Linked DNA regions of Homo sapiens: all the other regions are linked to region 1. The links are chromatin loops, found by intact Hi-C in ENCODE. Cell type or tissue: heart left ventricle. All regions are shown on one strand. Region 1 has its middle 280 kb from the start of LINC01372. Region 2 has its middle 36 kb from the start of LINC01372. Region 3 has its middle 180 kb from the start of LINC01372. Region 4 has its middle 150 kb from the start of LINC01372.

The links. A loop is a pair of places that touch in the nucleus more often than their neighbours do. Peaks named below come from ENCODE experiments on the same cell type or tissue, not always from the same donor. Only the 100,000 strongest peaks of a DNase experiment are listed, where the experiment ranks them.
Region 2: a loop joins it to region 1, with 2.7 times the contacts of the local background. A loop is called at or near these places in 14 of 110 quality-filtered maps.
Region 3: a loop joins it to region 1, with 4 times the contacts of the local background. A loop is called at or near these places in 9 of 110 quality-filtered maps.
Region 4: it touches region 1 in a loop (8-fold over the local background); 16 of 110 quality-filtered maps call a loop at or near these places.

Annotation. Positions count from the first base shown.
Region 1 is chr7:67,614,436-67,622,435 of GRCh38, reverse strand. No RefSeq gene overlaps it. Among named protein-coding and RNA genes, the nearest start is that of LINC01372, 280 kb to the right of the region's middle. In heart left ventricle, a CTCF peak has its summit at 3,075; a DNase peak (open chromatin) is centred at 3,055; H3K4me3 peaks cover 519 bases; H3K27ac peaks cover 1,113 bases; H3K27me3 peaks cover 1,929 bases.
Region 2 is chr7:67,368,020-67,376,019 of GRCh38, reverse strand. No RefSeq gene overlaps it. Among named protein-coding and RNA genes, the nearest start is that of LINC01372, 36 kb to the right of the region's middle. In heart left ventricle, a CTCF peak has its summit at 4,041 (motif pointing left); a DNase peak (open chromatin) is centred at 3,996; H3K27me3 peaks cover 2,466 bases.
Region 3 is chr7:67,513,913-67,521,912 of GRCh38, reverse strand. No RefSeq gene overlaps it. Among named protein-coding and RNA genes, the nearest start is that of LINC01372, 180 kb to the right of the region's middle. RefSeq lists a silencer at 6,650-6,861. In heart left ventricle, no CTCF peak of the experiment used is centred here; a DNase peak (open chromatin) is centred at 3,252; H3K27ac peaks cover 349 bases.
Region 4 is chr7:67,480,979-67,488,978 of GRCh38, reverse strand. No RefSeq gene overlaps it. Among named protein-coding and RNA genes, the nearest start is that of LINC01372, 150 kb to the right of the region's middle. In heart left ventricle, CTCF peaks have their summits at 4,348 and 4,562 (motif pointing left); a DNase peak (open chromatin) is centred at 4,569; H3K4me3 peaks cover 416 bases.

The DNA of each region.
Region 1 (8,000 bases):
GGTGAGAGATGGGTTAGCTAGCTGCCAGCAGACAAAACCCCAGAAGAGGTGCTTGCATTTGAAGTCTTCCTGTTCCAGAGCATGTCAGGACAAAGCATCCATGTGTGTCTCCTATGGACCAAGTGTGGTTTTAGACCTCATCCAGGAGGGCTGCAGGGAGAGGCAGTGGACTTCAGCAGAGAGAAGCTAGAGGCACCTCTGGAAGTGAAGCAGCATCGTTGTCTAGGGTAAATACCCAAGGTTCGTTTTCTCACAGCCACAGAAAACTAGGATGCGGACACACCGGAGTGAGGTTAAGAACAGAAGTTTAATAGGCAAAAGAAAGAGATGAGCTCTCTCTGCTGCAGAGGGAGGGGTCCTGGGGAAATGGGTTGCCACTTCTACAGTGAAATCCAAGGGGGTTTATAGATGAACTTGAGGTGGTGTCTGATTTACATAGGGCACCAAAGATTGTTTGGACCAGATGTGCCATTTGCATAGGGCGGGAAAAACCTGGCTGCCCCCACCCTAATCTTTTACTATGCAGATGAGCTCTTTGCCTGGCTGGTACCATGTTGCCTGTTCCTTACTGTACACGTGGTGACAAAGAAAAGGGAAGATAAAGCCTCCATGTCGAACATACCTGGCCCCAGGTAGCCCTTTACTATGGGCACAGCTGCCAGCATTCTCCTGTGCAAGCTTCCAGCTTGCTTATTTATGTTTGCAGCTTGATTTTTCAGGCTGCCTTTTGTTAGAAAAGAAATGATTTGGGGGTGGCTTTTTTGTTAAAAGGGAAATTGCACCGAGGACTCTGTTGCCCTTACTATCTGCCTAAATAATTTCTTTCTATCTCCTGTATCAGAAGTTTAGGGGCCAGATAGAGTGAGAAATGGATTCAAGGAAAATGCACCATTCGCACCAAGGGAACTGCAGGTGGGAAGCCTCAGAAATGGAAGAAGGGTCTCCAAAGAATCAAAGCATCCACAGAAGTGCCCCCAAAAGGGGACATTCGAGGCAGAGTGTCACCTGATGGTTGTCAATTTCCAGGCACACAGATGGTTGCTTCCACTTCACCTCCTCTCGCTCTTCATAACCGCTTCCCATCAGGGTCAGAAGGTCCAGGTAGAAAGATCACAGAGGAGGAGGAAGAGAAGCAAGAAAAGAGAGGGGACAAAAAACGGCCCCGTGCCTGAATTTTCTATCTGCACCAGCACAACAGGGAAGCATGAGGCAAAATCAGCTTTAAATTAGGTTGAGAATGTTGGTTATCACATGAGACTGGGACTCTGTTTTATAACTTAGATTGGCTACAGGAGTTTTCCTTCCCTACAAGCGATCGGAGGAGTCCAGAGGCTTGCCCCTGGCCATGAAAAAACAATCCCCATGTAACTGCCCAGACAGAGCCCGTTCATCTTGCCCGATGCCCAGACACAGCCAATTTATCAAGACAGGGGAATTGCAGTGGAGAAAGAGTAATTTACACAGAGCCAGCCGTGCGGGAAACCAGAGTTTTATTATTAAATCAGTCTCCCCAAAAACTCAGGGATCAGAGTTTTTAAAGATAATTTGTCAGGTGTGGGCTTGGGAAGTGGGGAGTGTATGATTCCATCTATAGGGGGTCAAAGTGAGTTTTTTCTTGCTGTCTTCTGTTCTGGGTGGGATTGCCGAACTGGTTGAGCCAGATTACCCGTCTGGGTGGCGTCAGCTGATCCATCCAGTGCAGAGGCTACAAAATATCTCAAGCACTGATCTTAAGTTTTACAATAGTGATGTTATCCCCAGGAGCAATTAGGAGAGGTTGAGACTCATAGAGCCCGAGGCTGCATGAACCCTAAACTGTTATTTCTAATCTTGTAGCTAATTTGTTAGTCCTGCAAAGGCAGACGCGTCCCTGGGCAAGAAGGGGGTCTTTTCAGGAAAGGGCTGTTATCAATTTTGTTTCAGAGTCAAACCATGAACTGAATTCCTTCCCAAAGCTAGTTCGGCCTATGCCCAGGCATGAACAAGGACAGCTTAAAGGTTAGAAGCAAGATGGAGTCGGTTAGGTCTGATCTCTTTCACTGTCATAATTTCCTCAGTTATCATTTTGCAAAGGCGGTTTCACCCACCACCCATGGGAGCAGACTTAAGGGGACAGCGAGAGACACATACAGATTTGCTTTATGGTGACGGCCCATGCTTTGTGTTACTTAAACAAATGCAGCATGAGCAAAGCCACGTAAAACCCCAAGGGGGGAAACTTTACACAAACTTCTTGATTTCCTGGTGCCTCTGTGCCCTAATATGAAAGCAGAAAGAAAGGAAGAATTTTGGCTCTGGCTCTCTTTGAGAGTTTTAAGAAGATAATGAAGAATTTGGAAGGCTGAGGCGGGCAGACCACTCAAGGCCAGGCCAGGAGTTCTAAACCAGCCTGGCCAACATGGTGAAATCCCATCTCTATTAAAAATACAAAAAAATTAGCTGGGCGTGGTAGCGCACACCTGTAATTCCAGCTACTAGGGAGGCTGAGGCAGGAGAATTGCTTGAACCCACGGGGCGGAGATTGCAGTGAGCCGAGATCGCGCCACTGCATTCCAGCCTGCACAGCAGAGCGAGACTCCATCTCAAAAAACAACAACAAAAAAGAAGATAATGAAGAAGAAGGGATATCTATACCTAGACTCTGGGCTAAGCCTCTTTCCCATGCTGGAATATTTAATCGGTGCCTAAAACAGAGAAATGCAGTGAGATGTCAGATACAATCCGATGAAAGAAAAGCATTTTTGTCTCAATGGATGCCCTCAGACTAGAAATCTTCATTTATTGCTCGGCTGATAGGGAAGGAAGAACAAAAGGGCCAGACAGAACTCCTGGATTCAATCAGCTCTCTCTTTTATATTATTTTCTTTTTCTTCAGAAGCACTTTTCACCACCTGGCAATATTTCCCCTTTTAAGCCAGGATTTGTGCTTTTAAAGCTTTATAAAATGTGCAGTTCAGGCTTCGTTTTCCTGGCAGGCAGAACTATTCTGTATTCCCAGGGCCCTCCCGTCCCCGGCAGCAGTTCTCTCTGGCTGATGTCACCGTGCGGAGAGGCAGCGCCATCACCTGCCCAGAACACATTCCCTGCAAACCAAGCCAGCAAAAGGCTCGTGGTGAGCAGATGTTTCTGTTTAAGGCTGATAGGAAGTGCAGGGACCATTTTTCTCCCCGTCAGTTTTCAAGTGCAAGAAGCAGCTGTGTGCCAGGAACACAGACCTGGATTCTAACGAGGTTCGGGGCTGAGCTGGGCCCCCCGAGACAGAGGCCCGACCAATAGTAGGATGAGGTTATTCACCAAACCCAGGAGAAAGCAGGTGACAGGCAATTTAAAAAGAGTCTGGAGGAGGAATGTCTTGTTTTCTGGGAAGAGGCTGGATATTTTTTTGCAAGCATAATCAATGGGAATGGTTGACTTAAAGTAATCTCTGCTAGGGATTGTTGTGCAGAGGAAAGGAGGGGCTGCTGATTTTTCCATGAATTGTTTGCCGCCCAGAGCACACTCTTGCATTGAACACAGCCCACACTTCCATTTCCAGAACCCTAACCTACAGCTTTTCAGAGATTGTACAGGCAGGTTGGTGCAAAGTGGCCTGACAGTCCGCTCACGTAATATCAACGAGCTCAGGTTAGCACTCACTGCATTCTGTTATAACCTCGGGACAAACCAGGAGCCCTCACACCTCCACCTGTGAAAACACTCCTTCCAACGAAGTGTTTCCCAAGCCCCTTGAACTGGCAGAGTCAACACAGGCTTTGCAGAAACACTGATGGATCCAAACAACCAAATATGACTTCGCAAACTCAGATTCTAGCTCATAGGAGTTTCTGCTATGATCGTTATGGTAGCAGGAAAACAAGTTTCTGATGTGGTTTTAGGGTGAGAAAATTAAAATGAAGAAAATTCCTAGCCATCGACTTCAATTTTTCTACAAATTGGAAAAAGACTGCAATTATTCTTTAAATAGAAGGTTATAGAAACAAATCTTTCATTTTATAGTGAAAACCCCACAGACATAGAATAAAATCCATCTGGGAAAAAAAAAAGACATTCATTTAAATTCACTGTAAAATATAACTGCTTAATATTAGAAACTCTCCTATGTGCACATGTGATAAGGGAGGGAGAGTGTACCAGAGAAAATAAAAGACATTGCATTTACTGAGTGATTAATACAGATCAGAAAGCTTTCATACATATTATCCCATTTCATCTGCACTACAATTCTAAGAGGTAGATATTATTATGCAAATTTTGCAGATGCAAAAACTTAGGCTCAGAGAGTTTAAGTAACTTGCCTAAGATAATAAAGCTACTAGGGCTGGGCACGGTGGGTCATGCCTGTAATCCTAGCACTTGGGGAGGCTGAGGCCCGCGGATCACCTGAGGTCAGGAGTTCGAGACCACCCTGACCAACATGTAGAAACCCCATCTCTACTAAAAATGCAAAATTAGCTGGGCATGGTGGCGCATGCCTGTAATCCCAGCTACTTGGGAGGCTGAGGCAGGAGAATCGCTTGAACCCAGGAGACGGAGGTTGCAGTGAGCCGAGATCATGCCACTGCACTCCAGCCTGGATGACAGAGCAAAACTCCTTCTTGGGAAACAAAACAAAACAAAAACAAAAACAAAAAATACAGCTAGTAATAGTGAGGTCTGGAGAGTTGTCCAATTAAATAACTTTATAAATCTGCTTACATGAGTCATATAATGGGAAATCTGCTTCCATGAGTAATATAATAATAGGAAAGGAAACCCTGTATGTATTAGGCAGTATCATGTCTATATCACACATTATATTAGATTTCATACAATACTTTGTGTTATATAAAATATATGTGTGTGTGTGTGAGAAGGAACTAAAAGTTTCCTGCAATACTCAAAGATAACTACCTTTCTTCTGTGTATATATGTGTGTGTGCACACACACATTTAAAATGGAATTGTTAGGCCAGGTGCAGTGGCTTACACTTGTAATCCCAGCACTTTGGGGAGCTGCGGCGGGTGGATCACAAGGTCAGTAGTTCGAGACCAGCCTGGCTAACATAGTGAAACCCCATCTCTACTTAAAAAAAAAAAATACAAATTTAGCCGGGCGTGGTGGCTGGCGCCTGTAGTCCCAGCTACTCGGGAGGCTGAGGCAGGAGAATCACTTGAACCCAGGAGGCAGAGGTTGCAGTGAGCCAAGATCACACCATTGCACTCCAGCCCAGGTGACAGTGCAAGACTCCGTCTCAAAAAAAAAAAAAAATGGAATTGTTACCGGTGCTGAATCCATACAGGTCTGCAGCAATCTGAATTCTTGCCTCTTCTGAAGAAAGAATTCAACCAAGGGGCATAAGGGACAGGGAGGGACTCAGGTAAGTTTTAGAGAAGGAGTGAAACTCTGTTAAAAAGTTTTAGAGCAAGAATGAAAGGAAGTACACTTCCCTTGTAAGAGGACAAAGCGGGGGACTTGAGAGATCAAGTGCAGTTTGACCTCGGACTTGGGGTTTTCTAGGTTGTTCTGCTTCCGGAGGGTTTCGTCCCTTCTCCTCTGATTCTTCCCATGGGGTGGGCTGTCCATGTGCACAGTGGCCTTCCAGGATCTGGGAGGGGCCGCATCCACAATGTGTTTCCTGAAATTGTACGCATGCTCACTTGAGGCATTCTTCCCTTACCAGTCAAGTGTTCCTAGAGGAAGATCATATACCAGTGAAACTCCACCATTTTGCCTCTTAATGCGCATGCTTGAGCCCACTTGCCCAACTCCTGAGGTCTTACTGGGAAGCTGATCACCAGTTTCAGATTTTTCTGTCTATTGGGAGACTGCCTTTCCTTGGTGCAGGCTGCAACCGATTATTATTTTAGAGAGTTTAACAACCACCTGACCACCACCTGATGGTCGCCTGACATTCCTGGTGGGGTCGGGGGGCTCTCCTGCCCTTCTCACGTCTGTCTGATTACCTACTGGGACAGAATCATATTGTACATGCTATTATATCATCTGCATTTTCATTTTACATGCTCTGGTCATGACCCTCCATCTTCCTCACTGTTTTTCATTGTCCCATTATACTCCATTGCATTCTTGTACCAAATTACTTTTAACCATTCCTCTATTGGATAGATTGTATCTGATTTCTGTTATAAACAATGGTGTAATGAATATCCTTGGAAATAAACCCTTGCCTATACCCAGAGTTACTCTTTAGAATAAATTGCTACAAATGAAATTTCTAACTGAAAGAATAAGAACATTTTAAGATTTTTTGATAGGAATATTGTAAAATCATACGTCAAAAAATTGTGCCAGGTTAAATCAGTGTGTACAAGTTCCCATTTCCTCAAACTCTTACCAACACTGGCATTGCCTTTCCAAAAAAATATCATTTTTTTTTCCTTTGAGACGGAGTCTCACTCTATTGCCCAGGCTGGAGGGCAATGGAGTGATCTCGGCTCACTGCAACCTCCATCTCCTGGGTTCAAGCTATTTTCCTGCCTCAGCCTCCTGAGTAGCTGGGACTACAGGTACACACCACCACGCCCGGCTAGCTTTTGTATTTTTAGTAGAGACAGCGTTTCACCATGTTGGCCAGGTGGGTCTTGAACCCCTGACTTTGTGATCCATCCACCTCGGCCTCCCAAAGTGCTGGGATTACAGGAGTGAGCCACCACGCCCAGCCCAAAAATGTCAATTTTATAGTAAAAATATACATCTAGTTGTTTAAATTTATTTATTTCCTAGTAATACTGAGCTATTTTGATGTTTCTTGGCAATTTGCATATCATCTTTTGGGAATTACCATTTATGTCTTTTGCTGATTTTTTTAACTAGGTCAATCATCTTCTATTTTATTGATTTGTACACTTTCTCGATATATTAAGATCATCACACTTTTTCCGTAATATATGCTGCAAATAGATGTTCCAGCTCATATTAAGCCATTTTTCTGTTTTACCGTGGTAATGTTCCAAACTGCAACTTTAAATGTTTAGTTTGTCAAATGTATCAATCAACCTTTAAATTTCCGTCTTTGACTGGAACATTAAAATCAATGCATGTATTATCCTAGCACTCTTATGCATTCTGAAATTTAATTTTCAAACAGTAATGTATTGACTAAAATCATTTATCTCACTTTATTAATACATTAGGTTATTACATATACTTAGGTCTATTTGTGCGTTTTAGACTCTTCCTTTGATTTACTTGGGTCTAAGCCAGGGCCACTGGCTCAAATCATTGTAGGTTTACAGTATGTTTTCATATCCAGTCACTGGAAGCTACTTCTTTCTAGCTGCAAAGCCTACGTTTTTCCAATAGAGCCTATCAGAGGATTTGGGGAGAAGGTTGTTACCACGATGGAGTTATGAAGAAAAACTCTTATTTTGAAATTACTTCAACTCTTATTATGAAATTACTTCATAATTTTCACCAGAGCTGGTCCTGCCCAGGAAAGTGAAATGAACAGAAGATTGACTGAACTGCAGATACCAAACTGAGACTATCTTTATGGAGTTGCAAAAGATTAATTCCATCTTGGCAACATTAATGGAAATTAATGGAGGACTAGTATTGTGTGCTGAGAACTGTGCTAGATAGTGGAGACATGCGAATGAACAAGACAGAATATGTGAAGCCAGGTGTGGTGGCTCACGCCTGTAATCCCAGCACTTTGGGAGGCTGAGGCAGGCAGATCACTTGAGGTCAGGAGTTCGAGACCAGCCTGGCCAACATGGCGAAACCCCCTTGCTACTAAAAATACAAAAATTATCCAGGCGTGATGGCGCATACCTGTAGTCCCAGCTACTTGGGGGGCTTAAGGCAGAAGAATAGCTTGAACCCAGGATGGGGAGGTTGCAGTAAGCCGAGATCACACCACTGCACTCCAGCCTGGGCGACAGAGCAAGACTCCATCTCAAAAAAAAAAAAAAAATCACAATATGTGATTTCAAAAAGGTCACAGAAAAATGACATGTATATGAAACCAGACACATGTGTATCTGTACATTTTGGTGTC
Region 2 (8,000 bases), 250 kb after region 1:
ACACCTGTAATCCCAGCTACTAAGGTGGCTGAAGTAGGGACAATCTCCTGAACCCAGGAGGCAGAGGGTGCAGTGAGTCGAGATCACACAACTGCACTCCAGCCTGGGCGGCAGAGCAAGACTCTGCCTTGGAAAAAAGAAAAAAAAAGAACTGGTATTGGAACCAGGGAAATAAGCACCAACCAGGCATGACACAGATGTTGACATGATTCTACAATTGCGCTGTTGCTCTTTGAAACCATTCTGGGAGCTAAAAGGGCATCTCTAGTCAGGCAACAGAGGGGAGGCTTCCTTGAGAAAGCTGCATTTCACCTGAGATCACCAGAAAGGGAGATCATGAGATGAGGGAATGGGGAAAAACGAGGAAATGAGAAGTATTAGGAGGTATCAGCTTCCTATGGCTGCTGTAACAAATAGCCACCAACTCAGTGGCTTAAAACAACACAAATCCATTCTCTAACTGTTCTGGGGGTCAGAAGTCTTGAAATCAAGATGTTGAGAGCTTGCAACATAGAACTCCTGGGCTCAAGCGATCCTCCCACCTCACCCTCCCAAGTAACTGGGACTACAGGTACGCACCACCACGCCCAGCTAATTTTTTTACATTTTTTTTGTAGAGACAGGGGTCTCGCTATGTTGTCCAGGCAGGTCTTGAATTCCTGGTCTTGAACAGCTGTGTTCCTTCTGGAGGCTTTGCAGGGAAATCTGTTTCTTTGTCTCCAACAACTTTTAGAGGCTTCCTGCATTCCTTGGCTGGTGGACCCTTCCTCTAACTTCAAAGCCTACAGCATAACATCTTCACAATCTCTCTGCGTGTGTATGTGTGTGTATGTGTTTCTCTCCATCTCTCTCTGTCTCTCTGTCTCTCTCCCTCTACTCTCTCCCTCTGTCTCTCTCTTTCTCTCCCTCTCCTCTATTTCTCTGTCTCTCTGTCTCTTTTTCTTTCCCTCTCCTCTATTTCTCTCTCTCTCTGTCTCTCTCTCTCTCCCTCTACTTTTTCTTTCCCTCTTCTCTATTTCTGTCTCTCTCTCTCTCTCTGTCTCTCTTCCTCTACTCTCTCTGTCTCTCTGTCTCTTTTTCTCTCCCTCTCCTCTCCCTATTTCTGTCTCTCCCTGTCTCTCTCCTTCTCCTTTCTCTCTTTCTCTTTGTGTCCCCCTACGCTTTCATCCATCCTCACATCCCTCTCTCTCTAATTCTCCTGCCTCCTTCTTTCCTGTATAAGAACTTTCATGACTACACTGGACCCATGTGGATAATCCAAGACAATATCTCCATCCCCAGATCCTGAACATAATCACAACTGCAAAATGCCTTCTGCCATATAGGCTACCCTGTCCACAAGTTCTAGGGATGAGAATGAAGACATCTTTGGGAGCACGTTATTCCACCTACTACACAACAAATATAGTGATTTCCTTTTTCAAGAACAAGAACACTTTTCTGGGAATGCAGATACACTGTTGGTGGGAGTGTAAATTAGTTCAGCCATTGTGGAAAGCAGTGTGGCGATTCCTCAAAGGGCTAAAAGCAGAACTACCATTCAACCCAGCAATCCCATTACTGGGTATCTACCCAAAGGAATATAAATCATTCTATCATAAAGACACACGCACGGCCAGGCGCAGTGGCTCACGCCTATAATCCCAGCACTTTGGGAGGCCGAGGCAGGCGGATCAGCTGAGGTTGGGAGTTCGAGACCAGCCTGACCAACATGGAGAAATCCTGTCACTACTAAAAATACGAAATTAGCTGGCCGTGGTGGTGTCATGCCTGTAATCCCAGCTACTCGGGAGGCTGAGGCAGGAGAATCGCTTGAACCCAGGAGGCAGAGGTTGCGGTGAGCCCAGATCACGCCATTGCACTCCAGCCTGGGCAACAAGAGCAAAACTCCATCTCAAAAGAAAAAAAAAAAAAAAGACACATGCATGTGAATGTTAATTGCAGCACTATTCAAAATAGTAAAGACAAATGTGGCACATATACACCGTGGAATACTATGCAGCCATAAAAAAAGATGAGTTCATGTCCTTTGCAGGGACACGGATGAAGCTGGAAACCATCATTCTCAGCAAACTATCACAAGGACAGAAAACCAAACACCGCATGTTCTCACTCATAGGTGGGAATTGAACAATGAGAACACCTGGACACAGGGTGAGGAACATCACACACCAAGGCCTGTTGTGGGGTGGGGGGCAGGGGGAGGGATAGCATTAGAAGAAATACCTAATGTAAATGTTGAGTTGATGGGTTCAGCAAACCAACATGGCACATGTATACATATGTAACAAACCTGCATGTTGTGCACATGTACCCTAGAACTTAAAGCATAATAAAAAAAAATAGTAAACACGTGGAATAAACCCAAATACTCATCAATGACAGATTGAATAAAGAAAATGTGGTACAGATACACCATGGAATACTATGCAGCCATCAAAAAGAGCAAGATCATGTCTTTTGCAGGGACATGGATGGAACTGGAGGCCATCATCCTTAGCAAACTAGAGCAAGAACAGGAATACTGAAATATAAAATACTAAAAATACCAAAATTAGCCAGACATGATGGCACACACCTGTAATCTTAGCTACTCCAGAGGCTGAGGCAGGAGAATCGCTTGAATCACGTGTTCTCACTTATAAGTGGGAGATAAATGTTGACAACTTATGAACACAAAGAAGGAACAACAAACATTGGGATCTATGTGAGGGTGGAGGGTCGGGGAGGGATAGGAGCAGAAAAGATGACTAGTGGGTACTCGGCTTTAATACCTGGGTGATGAAATAGCCTGTACAACAAACCCCCATGATATGAGTTTACCTATGTCACAAACTTTCACATGTACCCCAAACCTAAAATAAAAGTTAAGACCCAGTGCGGTGGCTCATGCCTGTAATCCCAGCACTTTGGGAGACTGAGGCGGGCGGATCAAGAGATCAGGAGTTCAAGACCAGCCTGGCCAATGTGGTGAAACCCCGTCTCTACTAAAAATACAAAAATTAGCCAGGTGTGGTGGCGCCCGCCTGTAGTCCTAGCTACTCGGGAGGCTGAGGCAGGAGAATCACTTGAACCTAGGAGGCAGAGGTTGCAGTGAGCCAAGATTGCACCATTGCACTCCAGCCTGGGCAACAGAGCCAGACTCCGTCAAAACAAAACAAAAAAAAAGAGATTCGCCTGCCTCAGCCTCCCGAGTAGCGGGGATTACAGGTGTATGCCACCACATCTGGCTAATTTTTGTATTTTTAGTAGAGACAGTGTTTTACCATGTTGGTCAGGCTGGTCTCAAAGTCCTGACCTCAAGTGATCCACCCACCTCAACCTCCCAAAGTGCTGGGATTACAGGTGTGAGCCACTGAGCCCGGCCTGCAACCTAATAGCTTTTTTCCCCCAGGCAAAGCCAAGAAAAATCCCCCTCGCTCCTGACTTCCATGTAAGATTTCATCAGAATGAAAACATCTTGTAATTAGATAGTGGTGATGGACCGGGTGCGGTGGCTCACGTCTGTAATCCCAGCATTTGGGGAGGCCGAGACGGGCAGAACACCTGAGGTCAGGAGTTTGAGACCAGCCTGGCCAACATGGCGAAACCCTGTCTCTACTAAAAATACAAAAATTAGCTGGTCACGGTGGTGCACCCCTGTAGTCCCAGCTACTCAGGAGGCTGAGGCAGAAGAATCGCTTGAACTGGGGAGGCGGAGGTTGCAGTGAGCCGAGGTGGCTGCCACTGCACTCCAGCCTGGGCGACAGAGTGGGACTCCAACTCCAAAAAAAAAACCATAGTGGTGATGGCTGCAGTCTTGTGAATAGCCTAAAAATCACTGTACGCGTTTAAAGGGTGGATTTTATAGTATGTGATGTCTACTTCCATTTTTTTAAGTCAGGGGCAAAGGATCTTATCAGAAGAAAGGATTCCAAGGCTAAAAAGAGCATAACTGTGCTGAGCTGGCTGATGTCAAGGCCCCTCTGCACCTGGACTGGTGGCCTCTGAGGCCGACGGGCTGCTCTAGGTTATTCATAGGGAACCAGTGACACCTAGTGTCCAAAGTATGAACAGCAAGAACATAACGACGTCAGGGAGAAGGCAGCCGGGGACTGCTCAGGACAGGGGCAGACACAGCTCCGGAAAACGTTCCCATGTTCCCATCTCCCTGAATTACACACCAGCAGGGTGCAGTTGCTCAAACACAGCCAATGCCCCATTTCTTGTCAAGTGTTAATAAAACATGGTGAGATGTGAACCTAACCACTTGTAATTGCTCTGACAAAAGGAGGACAAGTCTGGCCTCTGAGGGTGACCGCAGCTCACTCCTGGCCCTCTCTGGGTCTTCTAGATCGTTGCCTCAACTGAAAAACGAAGGAAGGCCAGGCGCAGTGGCTCACGTTTGTAATCCCAACATTTGGGAGGCTGAAACGGGAGGATGGCTTGAGGTCCGGAGTTCAAAACCAGCCTGGACAGCATAGTGAGACCCCATCTCTATAAAAAAAATTTTTTTTAATTAGCCAGGCATGGTGGTGCATGCCTGTAGTCCCAGTTACTTAGGAAGCTGAGGCAAAGGATCGTTTGCACCCAGAAGTTTAGAGCTGCAGTGAGCTGTGTTTGCACCACTGCACTCCAGCCTGGGCAACAGAGGGAGACCCTACCTCTGAAAAATTTTTAAAAATAATAATAAATAAATAAATAAATGGGATATTCAGCAAGAGTTGTACACTCAGTACCTGCCTGGCCAGGTGGGCTCCCCTAGATGACCAAGGGGAAAGCAAAGAGAGAGTATGACACTCCAGTACTCCCACCCCCATCTCAAGCACCCACTGTCCAGCTCCAACTGGCCATTCCCCGCAGGAGCCTAGCCCAGGGGGCCAGAGTGTAGCTATCTGTTCATAAGAGTATCCAGAAACCAAGACAATATGTAAAATCTCTCAGGTTTTAATATTGGCAACTGGTTCCACTTTTTTTCAAAGACTCGGAGCAGAAGACACAACATCGCTTAGGAATTACTCCTGCCAAAAATGCATAGCCCATTTGGAAAACATCAGACAAATCCAAATTGAAGGGCATTCTGCAAAACAACTGGCTTGCGCTTTTTAAAAATATCAAGATAAAGAAAGACAAAGGAAGACTGAGTGACTATTTCAGAAGAAAGGGAAGGAGACAGTCAAGATAGCTAAATGCAGTTCATGATCTTAGAGGATATTCTAAATCAAGTGGGGAAAAGAACTATTCGGAAAGGGCAGTATTGGGGACAATTGTCAAAATGTGCATATGTTCTATATATTACATACTAGTATTACATAAGCTGAATTTCCTGAATTGGGTAAGTGCACTTTGGTCTTATAAAATAATGTCCTTATTCTTTTTTTTGGAGGGGGGTGCTGGGGGATGGAGTCTCGCTCTGTGCCCCAGGCTGGAGTGCAGTGGCGTGATCTCAGCTCACTGCAACTTCTGCCTCCTGGGTTCATGCCATTCTCCTGCCTCAGCATCCTGAGTAGCTGGGACTACAGGTGGGCGCCACCATGTCCAGCTAATTTTTGTATTTTTAGAAGAGAGGGGTTTTCACCATGTTGGCCAGGATGGTCTCGATCTCTTGACCTTATGATCCACCTGCCTCAGCCTCCCAAAGTGCTGGGATTACAGGTGTGAGCCACCATGCCCGGCCAGTCCTTGTTCTTATAATATACACACTCAAGCATGTAGGAGTGATAAGCATGACATCTATAACTCTCAAATGGTTAAGGGGGAAATATGTACATATAGAAAGCAAAATGGGCTGGGCGTGGTGGCTCATGCCTGTAATCCCAGCACTTTGGGAGTCCAAGGCAAGTGGATCACTTGAGGTAAAAGAGTTTGAGACCAGCCTGGCCAACATGATGAAACCCCATCTCTACTAAAAACACAAAAATTAGCTCAGCATGGTGGCAGTCACCTGTAATCCCAGCTACTTGTAAGGCTGAGGCAGGAGAATTGCTTGAACCCAGGAGGTGGAGGTTGCAGTGAGCTGAGATTGCACCACTGCACTCCAGCCTGGGTGACAGAGGGAGACTCTGTCTTGAAAGAAAGAAAAGAAAGAAAAAGAAGGAAAGAAGGAAGGAGGGAAGGAAGGAAGGAAGGAAAAGGAAAGAAAGAGAAAGAAAGGAAGGAAGGAAGGAAGGAAGGAGAGAGAGAGAAAGAAAGAAAGAAAGAAAGAAAGAAAGAAAGAAAGAAAGAAAGAAGAGGAAGAAAGAAAGAGAAAGAAAGATAGGAGGGAGGGAGGGAGGGAAAGAAGAAAGAGAGAAAGAAAGAAGAAAAGAAGAAGAGGAAGGAAGGAGAGAGAGAAAGAAAGAAAGAAAGAAAGAAAGAAAGAAAGAAAGAGAAAGGAGGGAGGGAGGGAAAGAAAAAGAGAGAAAGAAAGAGAAAGAGAGAGAAGGAAGGAAGAAAGGAAGGAAAAGAAAGGAAGGGAGGAAAAGAAAGATGTGCCAAAATGTCAATAATGGGTTTTTATGGTATTCTTGCAATTCTTGGTCTTTATACTCTTGATGTTGTATTGTTGTATACTTTATACTATTGTTGCACACAGTGGTTTATACTATTGTAGCAATATGTTTGAAATTACTTCTAATTTTTTTAATAAAGAGACTGAACAGGGTCTGGCCTGGGACCACAGTTTCCACCCTCAGGATTGGTTGCCCTCCAAGGGGCTTGCAGATCTGACACTGAGTGGCACTGCCCAGGCTGGCAGAGCCAAATGGTGGAGAAGCCCCAGCTGTTCTCACCCTTCCCTGCTCCTTGCCAGCCCTTCCCCTCTCTCAGTGGGAGTGTGGCCTCCTCTTGCCCATGATCGGCTTCAATTCTGGGTGCATTCCCAGCCCAGTTGTGCCTCCAGCTTCTTAGGTGACCCTATGTGAGTTGCTCAACCTCTCTGATTCCCAGTTTCCTTACTGGTAAGATAAGACAGCACTTCTAACAAGGTGTCATCCAGGAATGATGGGCAAGGACAAGGAGTGGAAAGGGGAGGGCACCTGGACAGAGAGGCCCTTGGAGTAACACAAAGACCCCGACAGCAAATCTGGGAGGGCAGGGTAGAAAAAGTGAGGGAGGAAGAGAAGAACAGGACACAGGCCAGGAAGATAACGGGACCCTTCCCAAGGCTCCCACCCACCCAGGAAAAGGGAAGAAACCTCAGGGCCCCAGGTTCTGCAGCCAGAGCTCACCCAGGAATTACCAGGGGTTGGTGTTTTCCATGTAGGTTAATTATCATCCTCAGTCCACAGAACGCCCAGACGGCTTGCCTTGCCACATAGCAAGAAGAGTTCTTGATGCTAATGCCCTGGGGGTTGGAGGGGCTTCACAAAAACTTACCTGGTAAGGGCTATGCAATAGCAGCCACCTCTGCTGGGAGTCTTAAAAGACACCAGGTTTAATGCCCCGGTGTCATTTCTATGTCTCCCATGGTTGGTGCCATGGGGCCTGGCGCATAGAAAAAGCTGTTTTAGTGGTTGATGACTGAGTGATTAATAAACATGTTAATTGCCTCTAAAAATGGGATAGCCAGCAAAGCCTAGAAATGACGAGCCCTGACCCCAGAGCCCACATGCCCAGATTTAAATCCAGGCTCTGCTGCTCTAGCTGGGTGGCCTCATTGGTGAGCCTGATTGCCCCCATGTCTTAATCAGCTCTGGCTGCTATAACACATACCACAGACTGGGTGATTTACCAAGAAACATTTATTCCTCATGATTCTGGAGGCTGGGAAGTCCAAGATCAAAGTGCCAGCAAATCTTATGTCTGGTGAGGGCTCACTTCCCAGTTTACAGCTGCAACCTTCCCATTGTGCCTTCACATGGGAGAGCGTGGAGAGGAATCATCTCCTTCCATCTGCCTTGTGTCTTTTTTTTTTAAGAGACAGGGTCTGTCTCTGCCCAGGCTCGAGTGCAGTGGTGCAATCATAGCCCACTGCAGCCTTGAACTCCTGGGCTCAAGCGATCCTCCTGCCTCAGCCTCCTCAGGAGCTGGGGCTATAGGCG
Region 3 (8,000 bases), 100 kb after region 1:
CTAAAAAAGAGGAAGATATAATGAGTCATGTTAAGCTCCCCATTCCCATAATAGCCTGAACTAGTTTTTCAGGTTAACTTTGGAATGCCCTTGGCTGAAAGGAGGGGTTCATTCAGATAGTTGGTGGTGCTTAGAATTTTATTTTTGATTTAAAAAAGTAAAGATAATGTTACAGGAAAGGGGTCTCCATCCAGACCCCAAAAGAGGGTTCTTGGATCTCACACAAGAAAGAATTCAGGGCGTGTCCATAGAGTAAAGTGAAAGCAAGTTTATCAGGAAAGTAAAGGAATAAAAGAACGGTTACTCCATAGACAGAGCAGCCCTGAGGGCTGCTGGTTGCCCATTTTTATAGTTATTTCTTGATTATATGCTAAACAAAGGATGGATTATTTGTGCCTCCCTTTTTTAGACCATATAAGGGAACTTCCTGACATTTCCATGGCATTTGTAAACTGTCATGGTGCTGTTGGGAGTGTAGCTGTGAGGATGGCCAGAGGTCACCCTAATGGCCATCTTGATTTCGGTGGGTTTTAGCCAGCTTCTTTACTGCAGCCTGTTTTATCAGCAAGGTCTTTATGACCTGTATCTTGTGGTGAACTTCTATCTCATCCTGTGACTTAGAATGCCTTAACTGTCTGGGAATGCAACCCAGTAGTTCTCAGCTTCATTTTATCCAGCCCCATTCAAGATGGAGTTGCTGGCCGGGCGAGGTGGCTCACACCTGTAATCCCAGCACTTTGGGAGGCCAAGGCAGGTGGATCACAAGGTCAGGAGATCGAGACCATCCTGGCTAAGAAGATGAAACCCCGTCTCTACTAAAAATACAGAAAATTAGCTGGGCATGGTAGCAGGCACCTGTGGTCCCAGCTACTTGGGAGGCTGAGGCAGAAGAATGGTGTGAACCCAGGAGGCGGAGCTTGCAGTGAGCCGAGATTGCGCCACTGCACTCCAGGCTGGGTGACAGAGTGAGACTCCATCTCAAAAAAAAAAAAAAAAGATGGAGTTACTCTGGTTTACACACCTCTGACAATAACATCTTAATGTATGTCCCTGAGTTGATTTTCAGTGGCTTGGACCCCCACTAGAGAACCCTGTGGAACAGATCAGCTGGCACTAGACCCCAGATAAGGGGAAAGTGAAGACCAAACCTTAACTATCACTCTTTATTATAAGTTTCTTCCTGAGGGGCTTGAGGAAAGTCAATCCCCCTTGAAAGCTAACTTTCTTTTTTCTGTCGACTTTAAATTTTTAAACAAAGCTTCTCTATCTTAACCAATTGCAAATCAGAAAATCTTTGAGTCTATCTACAACCTGTAAGCCCCCGCTTCAAGATATCCCACACTTTTAAGCTTAAACCAATGTGTAACCTCCATGTATTGATTTATGATTTTGCCTGTAGCTTCTACTTTCCTAAAATTTATCTCTGCCTTTAAAAACTCTTGCCTGCAAGCCATTGGGGAGGTCAGGTCTTAAGTATGAGCTACCCAATTCTCCTTGCTTGGTGTCTTGCAATACATGCTTTCTTTTCAATTGTTGATGAAAAAAGCCAAACTCTGTAAAATATTTGAAGAGGTTTACTCTGAGCCAAATATGAGTGATTATGGCCTGGAACACAGTCTCAAGAGGTACTGAGAACATGTGCTCAAGATGGTGGGGTTACAACTTGGTTTTATACATTTTAGGGAGAGAGAAGCTACAGGCAAAGACATAAATCAATACATGGAAAGTATATATTGGTGTGGGCTGAAAAAGCAGGATATCTTGAGGGTGTGGAGCAGGGCTTCCAGGTCATAAGTGGATTCAAAGATTTCCTAATTGGCAATTGGTTGAAAGAGTTAAGCTTTGCCTAAGAGTTGAAGTCAGCATAAAGAAATGCTTGAGTTAAGATAACAGGGGTTATGGAAGCCAAGGTTCTTGTTACGTAGATGACACCTCTAAGTAACAGGCTTCAGAGAAAATAGATGGTAAATATCTCTTTTCAGATCTTAAATGGTGTCAGACTCTTAGCTAAATATCTCCTTGATCAGAAAAAAGACCTAGAAAAGGAAGCAGATTCTTTTTTTTTTTTTTTTTTTTTTTTTGAGACGGAGACTCGCTCTGTCACCCAGCCTGGAGTGCAGTGGCGCAATCTTGGCTCACTGCAAGCTCCGCCTCCCGGGTTCACGCCATTCTCCTGCCTCAGCCTCCTGAGTAGCTGGGACTACAGGCGCCCGCCACCACGCCTGGCTAATTTTTTGTATTTTTAGTAGAGACGGGGTTTCACCGTGTTAGCCAGGATGATCTCGATCTCCTGACCTCATGATGTGCTGGCCTTGGCCTCCCAAAGTGCTGGGATTACAGGCATGAGCCACCGTGCCTGGCCCAGGAAGCAGATTCTTTACAGAATGTAGACTTCCCCCACTAGAGACTGCTTTGCAGAACCATTTCAAAATATGTTAAAGAAATATATTTGATTTCCTTTAGGGCCTGCTATTTGTCATGTGATGCTATACCAGATCAGGTTGGAATTTGGTATCTTATTGCCACAGAGTCTGTTTTGTGGTTTCATTATCTCTATTTTAATGTTAGTGCTGGTCAGTTGTGCCTAAACTCCAAAGGGAGGGGGTAAAACAGTGCATATTGGACCTCCCCTTCACCTCATGGGCTGAACTAGTTTTTCAGATTTTCTTAGGATCCCCTCAGCCAGGAGGGGGTTCGTTCAGTTGGTTGGGGGACTCAGAATTGTATTGCTAGTTTACGCTATTGTTGCAAAAACCTCAGTGTGGATATCTAGTTTTACTGCACCAGGTAAGTGAGCCCCAGTTCAGTCCTATTACAAGAATCCAGTTCTGTGGCTAGTGGGCCACCTGACTGCAAAAGCCAGCCCCAGACAGAACCAAAAGATGATGTCCACAGAGCCCCTCCTAGGAATCTGCAGGCTGCCCCACGTGACCCAGGTCCCTCAGCTCAGCAACACCGTGAGGCAAGAGTACAGGACATCTGACTTCTGTGCAACCCTGGCTTTGCTGTCTCTCCTCAAGTGAAAGTTCTTTTTTGAGAGGCAGGGAGGCCTTGGGCAAATCCCTTCCCTCTCTGGCTCGCTGTTCCTTTGTCACTGAGATCAAATGAGAATGGGTTTGGCCTTCCTAGAAACTCAGGAAACAGGAGCTATAAATGAGAATGGGTTTGGCCTTTCCAGAAACTCAGGAAACAGGAGCTATAATTAGTGACAATTGTTACCGGCTCTGTGCCAGGCTGCCTGAATGGTTCCCTGCTTCCTCTGGGATCGAGGGGCCCAACTCAGGGAGGGCCTGGATGGACCCACCCAAATCTCAGTCCTTCCAGCTCCCTGCTCCTCTATCACCTTCATCTTTAGACTGAATTTCCATCTAGAAAGAGCAACCTCAATCTCGGCCCCTGCTTCCCATGCATCCCTGAAGTCGTCTCTAGGATGTCAGCTGGACATAACCAGTGTGCTCAGTGTAGGCAGAGAATAACGCTCTGTTACAGCCTTTCTATGTACCCCATTTATCCTAATGTAAAACTATATGATATTTTAAAAGTTAAAATTGTGATATGTATCTCAATTAGCTACCCACGGCCCAACTAAGCAGAGGCAGTAGGCTGGGTGCAAGGGAGCCGTGGGGCCCACAATGAGAGATGGGAACCCACAGACATCCTACCAGGTGGGCCAGAAGTTAGGGAAGCCCAGCTCTGGTCTGAAGTGCCCATGAGAGCAGCTCCAGAACTTTCCCACATTGAAGGCTCCTGGCTTCATTACATTGACAACGTGGCCTCAAATCTTCCTGTCCTCGTGGGAAATGCATTTCTTAGGAAATTGTTCTATAGCCAGTGTTTCTCAAAATTGCATTTGAATACCAGAGATGTTCAAAGCAGGGCAGAGGATGCAGCGATGCCCACTGGGGCCCATTGAGGGGGTTCTGGGTTAATTTCTGGTGTTGCACTAGGGAGGCAGGAAAGTGGGCATGCTGGTTTGTGAAAAGGGCCATGAAAAGTGTTTCTCTCCTGTTGAAATGTACACACATATTATTGCCTTTTTTCCCCATAATCACTCACTCAAACCAAAGCCTTATTACTTTAAAAAAAATGATAGAGCATCCTAACAATAGTCCATAATTACTTTGCAAATGATTATCTGGAGTAATTATGCCATTAGTCCAAGTGCCTTCTTCCACTTCAAAGATTTCTCTCTCTCTCCTTGGTGTCATCTATTTGGCTTAGGGAATGAGAGGGAGCTCCCAGGAGCCTGAGTGATAGGAACCCAGGCTGTAGGCAGAGGATTCAGAGATGCTTCTCTTAGTGTGTCTATTGTCAAACCAATTATTCCTGCAAATGGCACCTTAGCAGACCACTAAGGCCGTCTTCCCAAGGGAAACAGATTAACCATCAGCCTGACAAAATTCAGGCAGCTGCCTTGAAGGATTTCTGGCCACACTAGATAGAGAAAGGGGCCTTAGAACCATCTTTGGCTTTACTGATCAGTTTGGATTGACAGGCTGTGACCATGTGAAGGTCATCCCCTACCCATAATTAATATATCCAAGTGGGGTTGTTACAGGGAAGGGGTCCCGAACCAGACCCCAAGAGAGGGTTCTTGGATCTCATGCAAGAAAGAATTCGTGGCAAGTCCATAGAGTAAAGTGAAAGCAAGTTTATTAAGAAAGTAAAGTAATAAAAGAATAGCTACTCCATAGACGAGCAGCCCTGAGGGCTGCTAGTTGCCCATTTTTATGGTTAATTGTCGATGATATGCTAATTAAGGAGTGGATCATTCATGGCTCCCCTTTTTAGACCTATAAAGTAACTTCCTGATGTTGCCATGGCATTTGTACACTGTCTGGGCGCTGGTGGGAGTGTAGCAGTGAGGACGACCAGAGGTTACTCTCGTTACCATCTTGGTTTTGGTGGGTTTTGGCCAGCTTCTTTACTGCAGCCTGTTTTATCAGCAAGGTCTTTATGACCTGTATCTTGTGCTGACTTCCTATCTCATCCTGTGACCTGAAATGCTTTAACCATCTGGGAATGCAGCCAAGTAGGTATCAGCCCCATTTTACCCAGCCCCTATTCAAGATGGAGTTGCTCTGGTTCACACTCTTCTGACGGGGTGATCTTCTGTGGTTCCTGTAAATCCTGAAGGGGGGGACAAAGTAGCACAGACCACCTTTTCTCAGGTGCCTGTCCTGTGTCAGCTCCTGGACTGGGCACTTCACTCATATTAGGTAGTAATCTGTGCTGTATTTATTGCCCCCGTTTTACAGGTGAGAAACTGAGGCTTAAAAAAATGATGAACTCACACTAGGGTGAAACTCCATCACAAAAAAAAAGGAGAAAAAAAAAAGAGCTCACTATCCAAAGTCACACAACTGGGAAGCACCAGTGCCAAGATTAACACACAGATCTGTCGACCTGCAAACTCAGTGTTATTTTCTTTACAACACTCCGCGCTATCATTCTAGCTTCAAGAAAACAGGTTGGTCCTGGGTTCAATGCATCATTCACTGTTGCATGACGTTGTCTGAGTAGTAAATTCGCTTCCCTGAGCTTCCGTTTCTCACCTGCAAAATGGAGCCGATGATACTTCCAGAATAAAGGACTACATTAGGAATAGGTTAAAGATGAATGTGGAATGCACCATGATGGAAGAACTAAGGAAACCTTGCTGGTAATCATTTGAGTTTGTGTATCTGAAATTGAACCAGAGGCTCTAAGCCAGGAAAAGCAATACCAGGGCTTTACGAGCTCAAAGCAGTTTATGCCAAGCTTATTATAACCATCACTACCACTATGACCACAATCATGACAGGTACCATTTAGTAAATGCTTACAAGGGGCTGGGCATTGTGTAAAGTGTTTGCATTTATTTAATATTGTTTCTGACTAATATGCCAGCAACAGAGACATGAAGTAACACTGGCTCATAAACAAAATTGAGATTTTTCTTTTTCTCCTATAAAAAAGTCCAAAGGAAGGCAGTCTATGGAAGTTGTGATGATTCCATAAAACCATCCACGCCTAGCCTTCTCCAGTGTTTCTGTCCCAGCATCTTTAATGAATGGCTTTTATCCTGGAGATTATCCCATAGTCAGAAATGGAGCCCCAGGCATCATGCCCATGCTTCAGGCAGGAAGAAAGAAGATGAGGTAGTGGGGAAGCAAAACACCCCCTTTAAAGAGCTTTTCCAAATTCCCACCTGATAATTTCTGATTCAATCTCATTGGAAACCCCATCACCAGGGAGATTGAGAAATAAGAATTTTTAGCCAAGCAAGACCTACCTTCAAAAATATAGGGCTCTGGCTGGACACAGTGGCTCATGCCTGTAATCCCAGTACTTTGGGAGGCCAAGGCGGGTAGATCGTCTGAGGTCAGGAGTTACAGACCAGCCTGGCCAACATGGTGAAACCCTGTCTCTACCAAAAATAGAAAAATTAGCTGGGTGTGGTGGCCCATGCCTGTAATCCAGCTACTCAGGAGGCTGACGCAGGGAATCACTTGAACCTGGCTGGTGGAATTTGCAGGGAGCCAAGATCACGCCACTGCACTCTAGCCTGGGTGGCAGTGAGACTCCATCTCAAAAATAAAATAAAATAAAATAAATATAGCTCTGTAACTAAAGAAGAAGAGATTGGACATTGGGTAGTAGCTTACTCCATTTGTGCAGCTATAACAAATTACCATAGACTGGGTGGCTTAAACAACAAATATTTATTTCTCACAGTTCTAGAGGCTGGGAAGTCCAAGATCACAGTGCCAGCAGGCTGGTGTCTGGTGAGGGCCCAGTTTCTGGTTTGCAAATTGCTGCCTTCTCCTTATATCCTCACACAACAGAAAGAGAGCTAGAGAGCTCTCTGGGGTGCCTCTTATAAGGGCACTACTCCCCCTTCACCCTCATGACTTAATCACCTCCTACAGTAAATTCCTATCATTTTATGTTGCATCCGTATCCATTCTGAATATGTTTAACTTTTTCAAACCTGAAGCAGGACTCACTCCCCCTTGACATGGTTTCTAGTTCTACACCTCCTTCCAGTTCCTCCATGTGGTCAATCCAGATATCTACATGTAATGAGAATGATACAACAAAGGTTCCTGCCTAGGCCTTAGAGGTAGAAAATCATACTCAAATGGCCCAAGGCAGATAACCTCAGGCGGGCAGATAACCTGAGGTCAGGAGTTCGAGATCAACCTGGCCAACATGGTGAAACCCGTCTCTACTAAAAATATAAAAATGAACTGGGCATGGTGGCAGGCACCTGTAATCCCAGCTACTCAAGAGGCTGAGGCAGGAGAATCACTTGAACCCAAGAGGCGGAGGTTGCACTGAGCCAAGGTCGTGCCACTGCACTCCAGCCTGGACGAAAGAGCAAGCCTCTGTCCCAAAAAAAGAAAAAAAAAAAAAGGCTTGTCCCACCTCTCCAGGCTCCATGCCTCTGGCTTCTCATTCTCGTACCCACCCTGCACAGCACAGTTTCTCAAAGTGCTATCTGAGAGCCCCTACATCTAAATAGGCTGAAATGCTTGTTAAAATGTAGATTCCAGCCAGATGCAGTGGCTCATGCCTGTAATCTCAGTGCTTTGGGAGGCCAAGGCACAAGAATCCCTTGAGCTCAGGAGTTCTAGACCAGCCTGGGCAACAAGGTGAAACCCAGTGTCCACAAAAAATACAAAAAATTAACCACACGTGGTGGCAAATGCCTGTCGTCCCAGCTATTAATACTCAGGAGGCTGAGGCAGGAGGATTGCTTGAGCCCAGGAGTTTGAGGCTGCAATGAGCTGTGATTGTACCACTGCACTCATCCTGTGCGCAGAGTGAGATCCTGTCTAAAAAAAAAAAAAAAAAAAAAATGCAGATTCTGACCAAGCATGTGGCTCACACCTGTAATCTCAGCATTTCGGGACGCTGAGGTAGGAAGGATGTTTCAGTTTCAATATCAACTTCTGTGTCCAAATCTCCCCCTTTTTTGAGAGACGAGGTCTCGCTATGTCACCCAGGCTGGAGTG
Region 4 (8,000 bases), 130 kb after region 1:
GTCTGTGAGTTTACAGAGACCAGTCTTAATTAGCACTCTCTCTACTTTGTTTCAAAATAATGGTCCTTCCTGAACCTTCCACAAACTCTTCCTCAGTGGACTCCAGCTCATATCCTGTTGTTAGAGGTAAGTTCATATCAAACCATAATTTTGTCCTCCTGCAGCCAGTATTCAGGTGTGTTCAGGGATGGGGAGTTTACCAGGTGACATGGTTCTCAGACCCATAGCATCAGCATCACCTGGGAACCCATTAGAGATGCAAATTCTGGCTACTCATAATCCCAGCACTTTGGGAGGCCAAGGCAGGAAGATAACTTGAGGCCAGGAGTTTAAGATCAACCTGGGCAACAAAGTGAGACCCAGTCTCTACAAAATAAAAATGTTAAAAACAAAAAACAACAACAAAAAAAGCTAGCCAGGTGTGATGGTGCATGCCTGTAGTTCCAGCTGCTCAGGAGGCCCAGGCAGGAGAATTACTTGAGCCCAGGAATTTGAGGCTGCAGTGAGCCATGATCATTCCAGCTGCCCAGCCTGGGCAACAGAGTAAGATCCCATCTCCAAATAAAAAATAAAAATTTAAACTAAAAAGAGAGAGATGCAAATTCTTAGACCCCGATTCAGACCTCCTGGAGATGGAGCCCAGGAGTCTGTGTTTGTTTGTTGTTTGTTTTGATTTGTTTTGTTTTGAGACGGAGTTTCGCTCTTGTTGCCCAGGCTGGAGTACAATGGCGCGATCTCAGCTCATCACAACCTCCGCCTCCCAGGTTCAAGTGATTCTCCTGCCTCAGCCTCCCGAGTAGCTGGGATTACAGACATGCGCCACTAGGCCAGGATAATGATGTTATCAGAGCCCACCAGTGTTAGGACACAACATCACAGCCTCTATAAAACCCGACATTGCAATGACGGCACACTCAAACAACACAACAATTTCCAGCATCTCAGCATTACAATCAACATAAGTCACAGGCATCGTGGCCTCCATCAATGACAACCAGGTCGCTATGACCATGCAAACAAGGTCACAGCCATCACACCATATGGTAACACACCATAACATACCATATGGTAACACACCATAGCCATTGCCAGAATTACATTATTGTTTTGTGCATGCTAGCACCCTCTTGTCCGCTACCCCATGACTGGGGGTCCACAATGGACTTGGGAAAGATGGCTTATCCAGGAACCTATACTACAGGACTCACTGCCACAAAGCTCTCAATGGCCATAGGGTTTGTGAAGGCTGTCTGTGGTCTCTGATTCCCAAGGATGCTGAAATTGACATTGAGAATCAGGCTTCCTGTGTTGCCATGGAAAGTCTCCTCGTCAACTATTCCCAAGCCCAGAATGAGACGTCACTGTTCATCTCAGAGGAGAGGCACCTATCAGCTTCTTATCCACACCCGCGGAGGAGAGGCTGTGGCCCTCCAACCAGGAACTGCTGGTCATCCGGAAAATCCACTTTGATGAGAACATCCTACTGTCAAGACCGTCTCCAGGTTGCCAGACCACAAGATGATTAGTCAGTTTCAGGGAGGCTCCTAAAAGGGGTGTTAATGGCTCAGACAAATGGATAGCAATGATGATTTTTACAAGACCACTAATAAAATAGAAGCAATGTTGTGGTTTGTTTGATTTTACCTGCTCTCGTGGCCTCTTAGCCTCACCCTCAAATATGGCCCATTGTGAAGATAATAGCACCAATTAACCCCGGCCTAATAGCTGTGATTAGACCAGGACTCTTCTAGAACTAGAAGCTAGTAGGTTTGCAGGGATAGGTGGGCAGCTTTCAGACGGTCCTGCCACTAGCAGATGCTCATGAGGCTGCCGGTCTCAAAATAGTAATTATAAGTTTCCCTGGACCATAAGCCGGAACTATAAGCTCCACTCCTGGCCAGGCGTGGTGGCTTATGCCTATAATCCCAGCACTTTGGGAGGCTGAGGTGGGAGGATTGATTGAGGCCAGGAGTTCAAGACCAGCCTGGGCAACACAGCGAGACATCATCTCTACCAAAAAATATGCATATATACAAAAATTAGTGGGGCATAGTGGTGTGCACATGTAGTCCCAGCTACTCGGAAGGCTTATGCAAGAGGATCGCTTGAGCCCAGGAGTTGGAGGCTGCAGTGAGCTAGGATCACACCATTGCCCTCCAGCCTGGGTGATACAGCAAGACCTTGGCTCTAAAAAAAATAAATAAAAGCTCAGATAGATCCTAAAGCCTGCATTCCTGTTTTGCTGATATATGAACAAAACCAAAGATGTCCCCCACCCTCAAGTGACCCCTGAATGGAATCCACCGTGTCTTTTGCTCAGCCTGGCAATTAAAGCCAACATCAGGACATGCACAGGGCTCTGGAAAATACACTGGGCTGGAAGTCAAGAAAGAGGAATCCGAGGGCCAGTCCAACTGCTTGTTAAGCCTCAGTTTTCTCAGCTAGAAGAAATGGGAGGGGGATAATTAAGTTTTGCAGTTACGGCTATATCATGAATCACTCCAAACTGAGCAGTGTAAAACACCCATTTCTTAGGCTCACAGATTCTGTGGGTCAGGAATTAAGACAGAGCAGAAGGGGAATGGCTTATACCTGCCTCACGGTGTCTGGGGCCTTAGATGGAGGATTTTAACAGCTGAGGCTAGAACAGCTGGGGCTTCTCCAGCCCTGTCTCTACATGGTCTCTCCTTGTGACCCCTTCTGCACGGAGGCTTCTTAGTGTTTCAAAGACACGTGTCCTGACAGAGAGGCTGAGGAAGCTTCGCCACCGTAGGTGACACAGCCTCAGAAATCACATTGCAGCTGGGCACAGTAGCTCACGCCTGTAATCCCAGCACTTTGGGAGGCCAAAGTGGGTGGATCACCTGAGGTCATGAGTTCGAGAACAGCCTGGCCAACATGGTGAAACCCCATCTCTACTAAAAAAAAAAAAATAGCTGGCTGTGGTGGTATGTGCCTCTAATCCCAGCTACTCGGGAGGCTGAGGCAGGAGAATCACTTGAACCCGGGAGGTATAGGTTGCAGTGAGCTGACATCGTGCTACTGCACTCCAGCCTAGGCAACAGAGTGAGACTCCATCTCAAAAAAAAGAAAAAAGAAAAAAAAGAAATCACACTGCATTCGTTTTGCAGCTTTCTATTAACTAGGCCATTAAAAAGTCCATCCAGGCCAGGTGCAGTGGCTCATGCTTGTAATCCCAGCACTTTGTGAGGCAGAGGCAGGTGGATCACTTGAGCTCAGGAGTTCCAGACCAGCCTGGGCAACATGATGAAACCCCGTCTCTACAAAAAAAAAAAAAAAAAAAAAAATTAGCCAGAAGTGGTGGCACGTGCCTGTAGTCCCAGCTACTCGGGAGACTGAAGTAGGAGGATCACTTGAGCCCGGGAGGTCCAGGCTGCAGTGAGCTGTGATCGTGCCACTGCACTTCAGCCTGGGCAACAGAGTGAAAGCCTGTCTCAAGAAAAAAAAAAAAAAAAGCCAATTCATATCCAAAGGAAGGAAATGTAGACCCCCACCTCTCAATGGAGAATGTCAGTGTCACATCGTAAGAAGAGCATGGGATGGGGTAAGATCAGTGTGGCCATTTTTGGAAAATACAGTATGCCCCAATAATATCTTCCTTAAAGAGCCCGCGCAAGGATTAAGCGCTGTGTGGCTGTAAACTCACTCGGGTGATGTAAAGTATTGCCTTCATATAGCCCGTCTAGTTGAAAGAGGCAGTGTGTACCTAAATCACTCTAATTCAAGAAAGCACATGAAAGAGATGAGTTGCTACAGACGGGGAGATTAATAAGGATGTAATGTAATTAGGAAGAATGAACAGGTGGACAGACCAGGATGAATGAGAGAAAGTCCTCTGCAAATAGTCAAGGGCTTGGTATTTCAGTGATTGCGATAATGATGGCTGTAATCTGGAGAGAAATATAGGAAGACACATGAATTGCCCAACTTTTTTACTCTTGGAAAAAAACATCACTTCCCCATCCCAAATCTAAGATGCATTTTTTTCCATTCAGTCAATCATTCATCCAACAACTATTAATGGAGGGTCTAGTACCTGCCAGGCATGATAGAAAACTGGAAGATGAAAAATACTTGGTGTCAGCTCTTAAATGACCGGTCCAAAGTGGGTACAGACGGAGAAAGTTGGCAAATGACACATGTATACGCTGCACCCCGCTGCACCCTGCTACTTTTCCCAGGTTGAATTCGACTCTGGAAAACAAATCCCCACCAGCTAGGGCTCTTGTCCTTGCTCAACCTCCACCAGAGAAGGACGCTAGTCCCCAGCCACAGCTAGGTTGCCCTGCAGTTTCCTTTTCTCTCTCCTTTTTGGCACTTCTCTAGCTCCTGCCCTTCCTCCGGGGCTGGCCTCCGCGGTCACGATCCCCATGTCCGCCTCCAGTCCTTCTTCCCCACCCAACCGGGGGTTAACATTTTCTAATGTTCCCTGCAGGGTTTGAAGTGCAGCTGTTACTGCCATTTGGAAATGGCTTTTTCAAAAAAAAAAAAAAAAAAAAAAAAGCTCAGCTCCTTCTTGGAAACACCCACAGTGCCATCCTCTGGCGAAAGTCAGGAATTCCACCTGCTGCAAGCTTCACGCTGCAATTAGGGGATGGCCTTTAAATGTCTCCTTGGAGATACTTGCAAAGAACTCCCCCGCTCCGCATGTGACCTCTCTATCTCCCGCAGCAGGAGTCTAGAGGTTAGTTCTGCTTCCCACGTGGAAATTCTAGGAATTGAAAGCAAGTTGCCAGGGAGGCTGGGTCCTCAAGGAAAAAAGGAGGAAGGGATGTTACAGCCCCAGGATATGAGAATGAAACTCTTTATTCTCTCTTTTGGTCAGCAGGCGAGAGGTTGTTTGTTTGTTTGTTTGTTTGTTTGTTTGTTTTTGAGACAGTCTCACTCTGTCACGCAGGCTGGAGTGCAGTGGCACGATCACAGCTCACTGCAACCTCCACCTCCTGGGTTTAAGTGATTCTCCTGCCTGCCTCAGCCTCCCGAGTGGCTGAGATTACAGGCATGCGCCACCGTGCCTAACTAATTTTTGTAATTTTAGTAGAAATGGGGTTTCACCATATTGGCCAGGCAGGTCTCGAACTCCCGACCTCAGGCAATCCACCCGCCTTGGCCTCCCAAAGTGCTGGGATTACAGACGTCAGCTACTGCACCTGGCCAGCAGGTGAATTTATTGTGCAAAACAAGAGTGGAGTGAGTTGGAAGACTCTCTCCCCAGACATGGGTTCACTGGCAGAGGAGTGATGCTTGGAGAGACAAACACGCAGTGAGGCCAGTACCCCGATTGGAACTCAGTCTGCATTGGAGCTTTCTGCCCAAGAAAAAAAAGGAATTAAGAAATCTTAGGCCTCCCAAAGGCCAAGAAGGGACGATAACTTGAGGCCAGGAGTTCAAGACCAACCTGGGAAACATAGCAAGACCCCAACTTTAGTTAAAAAAAAACAACAGCAGATGTTTACATGTAGGTCATACTTGTTGGTATCTGGTATTTTCTCCATAAGTAAATTTAGATTCACCTATTCATTTGTCTAGATTCATTTGTTCCTTCAACAGATAGTTTTTGGTGCCTGGCGCTAACCCAGTGCTAAGAATACCAAATACACAAAAGTTCCTGTGTTTGTGGAGGAAAAGGAGACACAGAATAAAAAAAAAATAGGTAAGTAAACCACATAGGATATTAAGAAGGTGCTAAGTAAAACAGCCACAGCCACAAAAAGCAACAAGGAGTGATGGGGTGGTGATGGGGGAAGACCTGGAGATGGTGAGGAATAACCTTTGGCTTCTGGAGGAGAGAGGGAACTCCAGGCAGAGGGAACAGTGCGCACTAAGTCCCTGAGATGGGAGGGTACTCGCCATGCTTAAGAAACCATCAAGGAGCCAATATGGCGGCAAGAGAGAAAGTGAGAAGAATAGATGAAGAAGACGCAGAGAGATCTCTGGGTCCAGATACTATAGGAACTTGCAGGCCATTACAGATGTTGACTTTTCCTCTGATGAAAGGGGATCCTTGCAGGGTTTTGAGGACCTAGTCTGATTTCTATGTTAACCTCTGCACACATTCTGCTGCACGTTCAGGGCACAGTGGTAGAAATGGTACAACAGTTGGGAGGCTGTTACAGTAATCCAAGCAAAAAGAAGAGTGTGGATTGGACCAGGGTGGTAGCAGTGTGGGTGGTAAGAAACAGCTGGATTCAGGACACAGTAGTCCCTGGTTTCAATTACCTGCAGTCAACTGTTATCCGAAAATAGTAAATGGAAAATTCCAGAAGTCAACAATTTATAAGTTTCAAATTGCATGCTGTTCCGAGTGGCGTGATGAATTCTCTCACCATTCTGCTCTGTCACACCCAAGATGCGAATCATCCTTTTGTCCAGTGGATCTATGCTGTCTACACCACCCACCCAATAGTTACTTAGTAGCTGTCTCAATTATCAGATGGACTGTCATGGTATCACAGCATTGGTGTTCAAGGTCAATAGCAACCTAACGCTATGTCACGATGCCTGAATCATCCACCTCACTTCTTCTCAAGATGTAGGTGTTTTATCATCTGGTATCATCACAAGAAGAAGGAAAGGTACAGTACAATAAGCTATTTCATGAGAGAGAGAGATCACATTCACATTACTTTTACTAAAGTGTATTATTATAAGTTGGGTGCAGTGGCTCACACCTGTAATCCCAACACTTTAGGAGGCCAATGAGGGTAGATCCCTTCAGCCCAGGAGTTAGAAACCAGTCTGGGCAACAGAGCGAGACCCTCATCTCTACAAAAAAAATTGAAAAATAGCCAAGCGTGACAGCACACGCCTGAAGTTCCCAGCTATTCAGGAGACTGAGGTGGGAGGATCACTTGAGCCCAGGAGGTGGAGGTTACAGTGAGCAGTCATTGCACCACTGCACTCCAGCCTTGGTGACAGAGTGAGACCCTGTCTCCAAAAAAAAAGGATATTATTATAATTGTTCTGTTTCCTTATTATTGTTGATAATCTCTTACTGTGCCTAATTTATAAATTAAACTCTATCATAGGCATGTAGGAAAAAGCATAGTATCTATAGGATTCGGCACTACCCACAGTTTCAAGCATCCACTGGGGGTCTTGGAAGGTATCCCCTGTGGATAAGCAGGAAATACCGCATGTTGTGATGGTGGAACCAAGTATGGATAATACTGTAAGGTCAGATGTGCTGCAAACAGAAAGAAGGTAGGCAAGGAGGACTCCAGGGTTTTTAGACTGAGCAGCTGCAAGGCCTCCATTGCCATTAAGTGAAATGCGGATGGCTGCAGGAGGAGTAGGTTTGGGGGAAAGATAAAAAGTCCAACATTGAAGCGTTAACATCTCCAGCAGATGCCAATGTAACTATGCAGAACCACTCGATTGGAGTATCTTCCCCCATTCAGGCACTACATAAACACTGGCCCAGAAGATACGGTGCTAACTGGTTTCAAAAAGTTAGGCTGGGGTGTAGTGGCTTGCGGCTGTAATCCCAGTACTTTGAGAGGCCAAGGCAGGAGGATCTCTTGAACTCAGGAGTTCAAGACCAGCCCGGGCAACATAGGGAGACCCTATCTCTACAAAAATTTAAAAATTAGCCGGGTGTCGTGGTGCACGCTTGTGGTCCCAGCTATTTGGAGGCTGAGGTGGGAGGATCGCTTGGGCCTGGGGTCTTGAGGCTGCAATGAGCCATGATCACACCACTGCACTCCAGCCTGGGCAACAGAGCGAGACTGTCTCAAAAAAAAGGAAGAAAGAAAGAAAGGAAAGAGGCTGTATGGGTTAAGAAAACAGGCCACCCTGCAAAGGCTAGCCAAGAGCTGAAGCTCTGATGGAGAGAAGGTTGTATAATGTTGGCAAGTTCAGACATAGCAGGAGAAAAGGCCAGGAAGCTAAGACTAGGGGCAGCTTCAGAAACATCCCATGATCCCTCAGAGAGGACAAAAGCCACCCCGGACCCAAAGGCAAAAAAGAGTAGGTTTGAG